Linked DNA regions of Homo sapiens: region 1 is linked to region 2. Evidence: read pairs that join two places in POLR2A ChIA-PET (ENCODE). Cell type or tissue: OCI-LY7. All regions are shown on one strand. Each heading gives the region's core, and the rest is flanking DNA. Links, peaks and the distances in the headings are about the cores only. Region 1 has its middle 130 kb from the start of DDHD1-DT. Region 2 overlaps LOC105370502 (a long non-coding RNA gene).

Region 1 (5,382 bases), core at 302-5,301, 61 kb after region 2:
TTGTCCAACACTTGGTATCAAACCATGTAGTGTCAGTACTAGGCTGGACTGCAGCAGCAACCCAGGCAGCAGCAGTACTATGGCTAGACCTGTCTGTATACTATGCTCCATCAGGAATGGGGAGGTAGCTCAGGTCCCACGGCCTTATCTTGCATTAGGACTATAGGCTTCAAGACCTCTTGTAACTCTGCTACTAAGGGACTTGCACTCAGTGTACTTTGCTGCTCCAAGTAGGCACCCCACTTTGCTCAAGTGGATGTCTGTGCCATCCCAGTCTGCAGGGTTGTTACCCATGAACGTACCTACCCTGCTGTTGGGTAAGTCATCTACGTGATGACTGTAGCCTGTCTTGCCATGTTCTTATGAGCCTGAAGGGCAGCATATGCAGTTACTGACTGTTTTCCCAGTCCGGGGGGTTGTTATCCATGAATGCACCCATTTTGCTATTACTAACTGCTTTTCTATCAAGGAATACCAGAGCTCAGCTCCCTTCCATAGTTGGGACCAAAAACCTACTGGCATATTCAGGTGCCCTGTGTGCTGCTATAGGCCCTAACTGAAACTATCTGTGGTCACATGCACATCAAGTTCAAATGGGCACTCCTGGCTAACTACCCGTAAGGCTTTGTGCCTGCTAAGTATCCCGCTTGGGTACCAGAAAGACTGTCTCAGCTGCATCATCTCAATCCCAGGCAAGAGGGGAATTGCCATTTCTAAACCTGCAAGAGAATCAGAGGTTAGCATAACATCATTAACAAGACCATGACATATGATGGTGCTATGCATATAGCGCTGCAGGAACACTGTGAAAGTCCATTGTCGCCCTCCCATAAAGGCAAACTGTTCTTGGCTCTCTGGAGCAATGTTAATGGAGAATAATGCATTAGCTAAGTCTACCACAAAGTGATACTGTTCCAATTTCATTGTCAAGTGGTCCATCAAATAAATGATGGAGGATACAGCTACATGCAGAGGGGGTGGTACTTTATTCAGTTCCTGATAATCCACTGTCATCTGCCAAATCCAATTAGGCTTTCTGACTGGCCATACTGGGAAATTATAGGGGTATGGGTGCTACACACAATTTGCACCTCCTCTAACTTCTTAATAGTCTCAGTTATCTCCATATGCCCCCTGGCAAATGGTATTGACAAGTGGAGGTAACTCATAAGGGTTGTGGCAGAACTTGGGGCTGGTGATGTGTATGCCCATGCAGTACCAGCTTTACTACATGAACTCAGAGTCTGAATTCTCTGGCTGTGGTGTGTAAGTCCATGCAAAATGTCTGCCCCTAGAATATAGTCAGGTATGGGAGAGACATACACAGCATATAGGCGGGCAGCCAAGTGGCCATTGCCAAGATGCAGAGACACAGATTTCACTTTCACTGACTGGCCCTCATAACCATCAATAAATGCAGCTTTGCCCGGAAACCTACCCAGGTTCCCATAAACAAGACTGCAGTCTGCACCAGTATCTACCAGTGCTAGGACCCACTGTACATTAGTTGGGGACCAGAGGATTGCCAGCTCCACATATGGCCTCTGGTCATCTGGTTCCCTCACAAGCCGGCCATCTCGGCCGGTTCCCTAATCAAACAGGAATGGCCCTGCATCTTTGTCTGTCTGCAAATAGTCCTTGAGTTGAAGCGTCCAGGTGGGGCTGGTTTGAGCAACATTGTTTTGCCCCCTCTTGGGCATTTTCCAGAATTGCTGCTCCAGGGAAAGTTGCCTCCACAGAGCCAATAGCATTGCATTGGGTTGCCTGTCAATTTTCTCCTGAGCAACCCTTGCTGCAATTAAATCAATCCACATCTGCATGTGGGTCACCTGCTGGGACCCCTTTTTATCTCATGGGGTGGTTACCTGTGGATGAGGAGTGTTCACCTTCTTTATGGTACAAACTCCCCAGTCCTGCCAATGGCCTTCTGTCTCCCCGAGAGTTGCCATAGTAATAGTCACTTCATGTATGCAGCCCTCCACATACAGGGTGAGAACAGTGGCTAGAGAGGCAAAAGCACTCAGTGGGGCTGAGCCCAGCATAAGATCCCTCATGTGGGAGACAAAGTGTTCATCATCTGGCCCCAGGTATTTGGATCAAACATAGCCTGCCGCATACCCAGCTCATGGGGTACTTGCACCAAATCAGTATACGACTGCTATCTACTGACAGTTTTTGCTATTTCACGTGCATCAGTTCAGACTGTAATTAAAGAAGCCAGCTTTTTCATCTTGGAGGTGGAGCAGGAAACGTGTCAGCTCCTTCATCGCAGAGATGGAGCATTCAGGCAGAGAGGGGCTCCCCTGGATGTTGCTGGCATTGCTTACCTAACTTCCACAACTCAGTGGGGGTGTAAGCACAATAAGAGGTGTGTTCCACCACTGTGAGGGGTCCCTGGGCTCTCCCCTGGGGTCCCATCAGATGCTCATGTTCTATCTTCTGACAGATCACGGGGTGAGCCCGCAGCTGGGGAGCCTCCTCCTCCTCCTCAGCATCAGACCTAACAGGTGTTTCCAGCCGGGAGGATGGGCTCAAGGTCGCACTCACAGCTGTTGCTAACTCCTGTTCTGGACTGTTTCTCTGGGCCTCTAAGTACCCTGCTTATGCCTAGAGGTCCTTCACCCCCAGGTTTTGCTCCAAGCTGTGAATTTGGGCCCCCAGACATGTGGCTTGTGCCTGGAGGTCCCTTACCTGGGAAGCCTCTGGTAGAGACTGGCAGTGCCATCAAAAACAACCATTCAACTGTGCCAGCGAAGGTGCGTTCCTTCTCAGTGCTGCATGCTTCCAGCTGCTTCAGTACTTTCTCTATACTCTCGGTAGACCTGTCCACCGCCTCCCACATTTCCACTGGGGCCTATCCTAGCAGTACCACTTCCACTGGGTACCACAGCCAGTGCTGCGCTACACAGCTGACCTGGGAGCCCTCAGTGGCTGAAGACCTACTCATCTCATCCTGCCGACTATGCCAATTTTCAGGTCTAGGGTCAGGTTTCAGCCCATGCTGAGGTCCACAGGGAGTGGGTGGATGGGTGGCAGATAGCTGAAAGAATGTATGTAGATGAAATATGGCTTTATTCAGCAGCTCTTTTACACTGTTTTTACTATCTCGGCTGCTTCCTCCGGCCACTCCCATGTACAGCTGCATGGCTAGCTCTCCCTTCAGGGTTAGCAGCTCAACTCTTTCCCTCTGGGCACAAGCAAGCTGAGCTGTGTCCTGGCACCCCCCTGTCCACTTGCAAGACCAACATCTCTGACTGTTTCTCTGGGTGTGAGTGTGCCTGTACAGTGTCAGCAGGGAAATTATACCTTTTACAGACAATAGTGGCTTACAGCCAAATGATGAGCCTTCCCATGTTATGGCTACATAGTGTGCGCCTGTGCTACAATCCCGCTGAGTCATGCAGGATGTTTACCTTGCCTATGTCTGCTTGGCTGCAGCGCAGCCATGTTCCTTACACAAGGTCATGAACTGATTTATGTAGAGAAGGAAAGAAGTTTAAGGTGAGAAGAGGAGTGATCAGTGGAGTAGAGAAATGCAGTAGGGTTCCCTACTTGAGGTCAGGCATCAATAATTTAAATAAAGATCAATCAGCGGGTTTATGTGCTTTTCTCTACCTTCATTTAGCTACAGGTGCAGAGTAGCTCACAGTTTACATCACAAATGGATTCAGGATTAGAGGACAAGAAGGTTGAGGGTATATGGTAGGGATTGATTATAATAGTTTACGGCAGCTAAGATAGGTATAGGGGGAAGGGAAGCAATGAATAAAAACATGATCTATGGTTATGGCTAAAAACATGGCCTCGGGTAGGTCCACAAGAGTGTTTAACTGAGGCCAGGAGCAGTGTGGTTCATGCCTGTAACCCCAGCACTTTGGGAGGCCGAGGCAGGTGGATCACTTGAGGCCAGGAGTTTGATACCAGTCTGGCCAACATGGTGAAATCCCGTCTCTACTAAAAATACAAAAATTAACAGGGTGTGGTGGCGCATGTCTGTAATCCCAGCTACTAGGGTGGCTGAGGCAGGAAAATCGCTTGAACCCAGGAGGTGGAGGTTGGAGTGAGCTGAGATCATGTCACTGCATTCCAGCCTGGGAGACAGAGTGAGATTCCGTCTCAAAAAAACAAAACAGAAACAGAGTGTTTAACTGAAGTAGAGTGGAGAACAAGATTGGGAAGCAGAGGCTAATGAACTGAAAAGCTAGAGGTTAGAAGAATTATCACCCTGGACATTGAAATTGCCAAGTAATGTGTCAGAAATATTATGAAAAAGTGATAGTGGCCAGGTGCTAATATTCTTCAAGACATGTTAGGGATGATTCAGGGGTCTGTAAATGGCTACAAAAAGGAAGGGTAGAAAGTAGTGGAGTCTGAGACATGATTTTCAAGACAGGGATTTTTAAAGAAAGTAGGGACCATGTTAGAGAAGTGGTACTGAAGAGGAAGCTGAACATTTATCCACATTCTAGACACAGGTACAAGGACTGTGGGAAAGAAATCAGCTGTCATCTGAGAGGGCTGAAGGGAAAGCAGTAGCCTCAGGAAAAAGATAGTTTTCTTATTTACTTTTTTAGAGACAGGGTCTCACTCTGTTGCCCATGCTAGAGAGCAGTGTCATGATCATAGCTCACTGCAGCCTCAGACTCCCAGGCTCAGGTGATCCTCCCACCTCAGCCACTAAGTAGCTGGGACTATAGGTGCATGCCACCACTCCCAGTTTTTTTTTTTTTTTTTTTTTTTAACTTTTGTAGAGACAAGATCTCACTATGTTACTCAGGCTGGTCTTGAACTCCTGGATTCAAGTGATCTTCCCACCTCAGCCTCCCAAAGCGCTAGGATTATAGGCATGAGCCACCGTGCCTGGCCTAGAGACAGTTTTCAATTAGAGCAACAAGGTAAAAGGATTATTCAGAGAAGAGATTGTGTTTACAGGTGGTTCAGCTGATAGTGGCCTGTCAATTCCAGAGGGAATAGTTGAAAGGTTTTGAAAATTGGGGAAAGGAAGACATGGAATCCAATTAAGAGATGTACAGCTCTATAAGGAGATGAAAGTGTGGGGAGATGATCTTGGGCTCCAGAAGATGACTTACATAAATGGAGATATTGGAAATGATGGCATTGGTCATTGTGGTCTCAAAGTGAAGCACAACGGTGAGGATCTGAGCATTGAGGTGGCAAGGTCAGGATATGACAAGGTTGTGTGGAGCTCTGGGGCACATTTGGAAAATTTGTTAGCAAAGCCATCAAGGCTTAGAGTTTCTTTGTTGGAAGGTTTTCAATTATGGATTCAATTTCTTTGCTAGATCTAGGACTCTTCAGATTTTCAATTTCTTCTTTTGTCAGTTTTGGTAAGTTGTATTTTTCAAAGAATTTGTCCATTTT
Region 2 (5,382 bases), core at 165-5,164:
TTCACCTGCCTAAGGCTCCCTGAGTGTTCTTTCTCTTCATCCATCTACTCTCTTTGGACCTCAACATGACAATTGGCATAGTCATGAACCTGACACTATATATTGGTTGTTATGTCCCAAATCATCTTTGAAATGAATTAAAGTGTGAATAGATAATAAAAAGCAAATAAAATCAATCAACCCAATACTGACTTCCCTACTAAGGCCAAGGTTATATATCTAATAGCCTCCTGAACAGGTGTACCTGGACATTTCATATAGGCATTAAAAAATAAACATTTCCCAAATTGCATATTTACTCACCTAAAACTTGCCCCCCACCTTTAGATTCTGTCATTGTTTACTCAGAACCTTGAGAATCATCCTCAACTCTTCCTTTTTCTCTCACTTCACATGTACACTCAATCACTAGCTTTGTCAATTTTATCTCCTGTCAACCTTAGCTCTTAAACAGTTTTCAAGTCCAATGTGTTCTCATCACTTGCACTTCCACTGCCCTAAATCAGTCCACTAATACCCCTTATCTGGTCTATTGCAATGGTCTTCATCCTGGTTTTTCCTCCTCCAGGCTTGTGGTTGAAAGTTTCTCTTTCATACTGTTTTCAGCATGATCTTTCTAAAGCGCAAAGCAGACCACACCATAGCCTATTTTACAATAACCCTCCATCACTGATAAGACAAAACTTTAGAATGGCACAGACAACTCTATAATTTGACCTCTGCTTATAACGTTATGTCCATCTCTGGTAACTCTTATCTATATACCCATGTCCATCAAGATGAGACTACTTGTAGCTACCAAAACATCTTATTCACCAACTTATTTGACTGCCTGGTGAAAGCTTGTTCATTCAGAACACAACTCAGACATCACCATTTCATTGACATTGTCTCTGACATCTCCCCACTTTCCTCCAAAGCTAGAGTGAATTGCCTTCTCTGTACCTCTGAGCCTTACACATCTTTACACTTGCATATAATTTTCTTCAACATTTTATGAGGAAAATTTTCAAGCAGAAAAGTTGAAAGAATTTTGCAGTGATCACACAATTAATGTTTTATTGTGCTTACTTTGTCACATCTCTCTCTCTATCCATCAATCCACGTTTTTAGAAAAATGCTTTTCAAAGTAAGTTGCAGATATCGATATACTTTTTTCCAAATAACTCAGAATACATATCACTCAGAGTTCCTACATAACATATAGAGTTCTATATTTGTTTGTAATTCTTATTTTAAAATTTCATGTTAAATTTATGTACAATGAAATGTGAAATGCACAAATCTTAAGTGTACCATGAGATTCACTAAATCATACATGTGAGTAACCTACACACCTATCAAGATATAGAATATGACCCTGACCCTGAAAACTGTACTCAAGCCCCTTTCCAGGAAGTCTTCTCTTCTAGAGGCAGTGACTATTCCAATTTTCTTCCAACTAGTTTTGCCTGTTATAGAACTTTATATAAATTGAACTGTACAGTATATTCTCTTTCATGTAAGACTTCTTTTACTCAGCGTAATGTTTTTGAGATACATAGGTTGTATGTATCAGTACATTTTTTTTTTTTTTTTTTTTTTAAGATTCAGGGTCTCACTCTGTCGCCCAGGCTGGGGTGCAGTGGTGATCTTAAGTGTACCATGAGATTCACTAAATCATACTGTGTCCAAAATTGGTGGGTTCTTGGTCTCACTGACTTCCAGAATGAATCCGCGGACCCTCGCGGTGAGTGTTACAGTTCTTAAAGATGGTGTGTCTGGAGTTTGTTCCTTCTGATGTTCGGACGTGTTCGGAGTTTCTTCCTTCTGGTGGGTTCGTGGTCTCACTGGCTTCAGGAGTGAAGCTGCAGACCTCCGTGGTGAGTGTTACAGTGCTTAAGGCAGTGCGTCTGGAGTTGTTCATTCCTCCCGTCTGGAGTTGTTCATTCCTCCCAGTGGGCGCGTGGTCTTGCTGGCCTCAGGAGTGAAGCTGCAGACCTTTGCAGTGAGTGTTACAGCTCATAAAGGCAGTGTGGACCCAAAGCGTGAGAAGCAGCAAGATTTATTGCAAAGAGTGAAAGAACAAAGCTTCCACAGTGTGGAAGGGGACCTGAGCGGGTTGCCACTGCTGGCTGGGGCAGCCTGCTTTTATTCCCTTATCTGGCCCCATCCACATCCTGCTGATTGGTCAGTTTTACAGAGAGCTGATCGGTCCGTTTTACAGAGAGCTGATTGGTGCGTTTACAATCCCTGAGCTAGACACACATTGCTGATTGGTGTATTTACAATCCTCTAGCTAGATGTAAAAGTTCTCCAAGGCCCCACTAGATTAGCCAGACACAGAGCACTGATTGGTGTGTTTACAAACCTTGAGCTAGACACAGAGTGCTGATTGGTGCTTTTACAAACCTTGAGCTAGACACAGAGTGCTGATTGGTATATTTAAAATCCTTCAGCTAGACATAAAAGTTCTCTAAGTCCCCACCAGATTAGCTAGATACAGAGTGCTGATTGGTGCGTTTACAAATCTTGAGCTGGACACAGAGCACTGATTGGTGCACTTACAATCCTTTAGTTAGACACAAAAGTTCTCCAAGTCCCCACCAGATTAGCTAGATACAGAGTGCTGATTGGTGCATCTACAACCCCCCCTCTCCCACTAGACACAGAGTGCTGATTGGTGCATATACAATCCTCCCCTAGACATAAAAGTTCTCTCAAGTCCCCAACTGACTCAGGAGCCCAGCTGGCTTCCCCTAGTGAATCCTGTGCTGGGGACACGCTAGCAGAGCTGCCTGCCAGTCCCGCGCAGGCACGCCCACACCCCTCAGTCCTTGGGCAGTGGATGGGACCGGGCGCCTAGGAGCAGGGGGCGGCGCCGGTCGGGTAGGGTCGGGCTGGCGGGAGCCCGGGGCGGGGCTTGGGCATGGCTGGCTGCAGGTCCCCAGCCCTGCCACACGGGGAGGCGGCTGAGGCCCAGCAAGAATTCAAGCTCCGCGGGGGCAGGCCAGCAGTGCTGGGGGACCCGGCGCACCCTCCGCAGCTGCTGGCCCGGGTGCTAAACCCCTCACTGCCCGGGCCGGCGGTGCCGGCGGGCTGCTCTCAGTGCGGGACCTCGGAGCCTGCGCCCACCCGGAACTAGCCGCGTTCAGCCCTGGTTCCCGCCCCCGCCTCTCCCGCCACACCTCTCCACAAGCAGAGGGAGCTGGCTTCAGCCTCAGCCAGCACAGAGAGGGGCCCCCATAGCGCAGTGGCGGGCTGAAGGGCTCCTTGAGCATGGCCAGAGTGGACGCCAAGGCTGAGGAGGCGCCGAGAGCCAGTGAGGGCTGCTAGCATGTTGTCACCTCTCAATACATGTGAGTAACCTACACACCTATCAAGATATAGAACATTACCCCCACCCCGAAAAGTGTACCCAAGCCCCTTCCCAGGAAATAATCTCCTTTAGAGGCAATGACTATTCTGATTTTCTTCCAACTAGTTTTGCCTGTTATAGAACTTTATATCCATTGAACTGTACTCTTTCATGTAAGACTTCTTTTACTCAGCATAATGTTTTTGAGATACATAGGTTGTATGTATCAGTAATTTTTTTTTGTTTGCTTTTAGATTCAGGATCTCACTCTGTCACCCAGGCTGGGGGGCAGTGGTGCAGTCATAGCTCACTGCAGACTTGAGCTCCTGAGCTCAAGGAATTCTCCTGCCTCAGCCTTTCAAGTAGCTAGCACTGCTGGTATGCATCACGACCTCTGGCTAATTTTTTATGTTTTTCAGTAGAGACAGGGTTATTATTATTATTATTATTATTTTGTGACAGATTCTCACTCTGTTGCCCAGGCTGGAGTGTGGTGGCACGATCTTGGCTCACTGCAACCTCCGCCTCCTGGGTTCAAGTGATTCTCCTGCCTTAGTAGCTGGGACGACAGGCGTGTGCCATCACGCCAGCTAATTTTTGTATTTTTAGTAGAGACAGGGTTTCACTATGTTGGACAGGCTAGTCTCGAACTCCTGACCTCAGGTGATCTGCCCGCCTCGGCCTCCCAGAGTGCTAGGATTATAGGCGTGAGCCACCTCATCTGGCAGGGTCATTATTTTTTAAAAGTCTTTAAATTACCAAGTAATATTCCATTGTATAGATATACTAAATTCTAAAAATCCATTCTTCAGTTGAAGCACACCTGGGCTGTTTCCAGTTTCTGGCTATTGTGAACAAAGCTACTATGAATATTCCTGTGAAGGTCTTTTTGTTGATACACACACGCACACACTCAATTATATGACTGATATTTTTGGGTCATAGAATATTTACATTTAGTTTTTGTTTTTAAAAAAACTGCTGTACTTTTCCCCAAAATGATTATACCATTTACACTCCCACCAAAAATCTGTTGCTTCATATCTTCATCAATATTTGGTATTGTGTGAGTTTTAAATTGTAGACATTCTGGTGGATGTGTAATAGTGTTTCATTATGGTCTCATAAAATTTTGGTTTACTAGTCTTTCTCTGCAGACTTTGAACTTCCTGAAGACAGACATTTTATTCATATCTTCTGTACCTAATAATGTCTGATATAGAGTAGGGCTCAACAAATATTTGTTAAATTGAACTGATCTGAATTGAATCCTTCTGTACGTAGCAAATAAAAAAACCCACTTCTTTCCTCACTTTATCCCTTTAATCAAAAGGCAGGGTGAGGTTTTTTTTTTGTATTGCTTTGTTTTGTTTTTGAGACTGGGTCTCACTATGTCGCCCAGGCTGGAGTGCAGTGGTGCAATTATGGCTTACTGCAGCTTTGACCTCCTGGGCTCAAGTAATCGTCCCACCTCAGCCTCCTGAGTAGCTGGGACTACAGGTAAGTGCCACCATGCCTGGCTAATTAAAAAAATTTTTTTTTCAAAGACATGCTCTCGCTATGTTGCCCAGGCTGGTATTGAACTCCTGATCCCAAGAAATCCCCTCACCTCATCCTCCCAAAGTGCTGGGATTACAGGCATGAGCCACCATGCCTAGCTAGAATGAGCTCTTCTGTTATAAGCAGTAACATTTAAATTAAGATTAGGGTGCTATCCACCTGGAGTGATTTGGGGCTCAAAGCATCTCTTTCCCTAAATATTTGTTCCATTGCTCCTCTTTTTATTTATTTTTAATTTTTTATTTAATTTTATTATTACTATTTTTTGAGATGGAGTTTTGCTCTTGTTGCCCAGGATGGAGTGCAATGGCGCAATCTCGGCTCACCACAACCTCTGCCTCCTGGGTTCAAGCGATTCTCCTGCCTCAGCCTCCCGAGTAGCTGGGATTACAGGCATGCACCACCACAGCCAGCTAATTTTTGTATTTTTAGTAGAGATGGGGTTTCTCCGTGTTGGTCAGGCTGTTCTCAAACTCCTGACCTCA

Evidence for each region. ChIA-PET counts read pairs that join two places held together with the same protein. Peaks named below come from ENCODE experiments on the same cell type or tissue, not always from the same donor. Only the 100,000 strongest peaks of a DNase experiment are listed, where the experiment ranks them.
Region 1: POLR2A ChIA-PET joins it to region 2 with 5 read pairs; 1 of 35 experiments calls an interaction of 5 or more read pairs at or near these places.

What each region holds. Positions count from the first base shown.
Region 1 is chr14:53,275,909-53,281,290 of GRCh38, forward strand. No RefSeq gene overlaps it. Among named protein-coding and RNA genes, the nearest start is that of DDHD1-DT, 130 kb to the left of the region's middle. In OCI-LY7, for the core only: no CTCF peak of the experiment used is centred there; a DNase peak (open chromatin) is centred at 3,383.
Region 2 is chr14:53,214,718-53,220,099 of GRCh38, forward strand. The region is part of intron 5 of LOC105370502 (a long non-coding RNA gene); the gene reads left to right. Among named protein-coding and RNA genes, the nearest start is that of DDHD1-DT, 64 kb to the left of the region's middle. RefSeq lists a silencer at 2,774-3,193. In OCI-LY7, for the core only: CTCF peaks have their summits at 3,017 and 3,225; a DNase peak (open chromatin) is centred at 2,904; H3K4me3 peaks cover 1,388 bases; H3K27ac peaks cover 821 bases.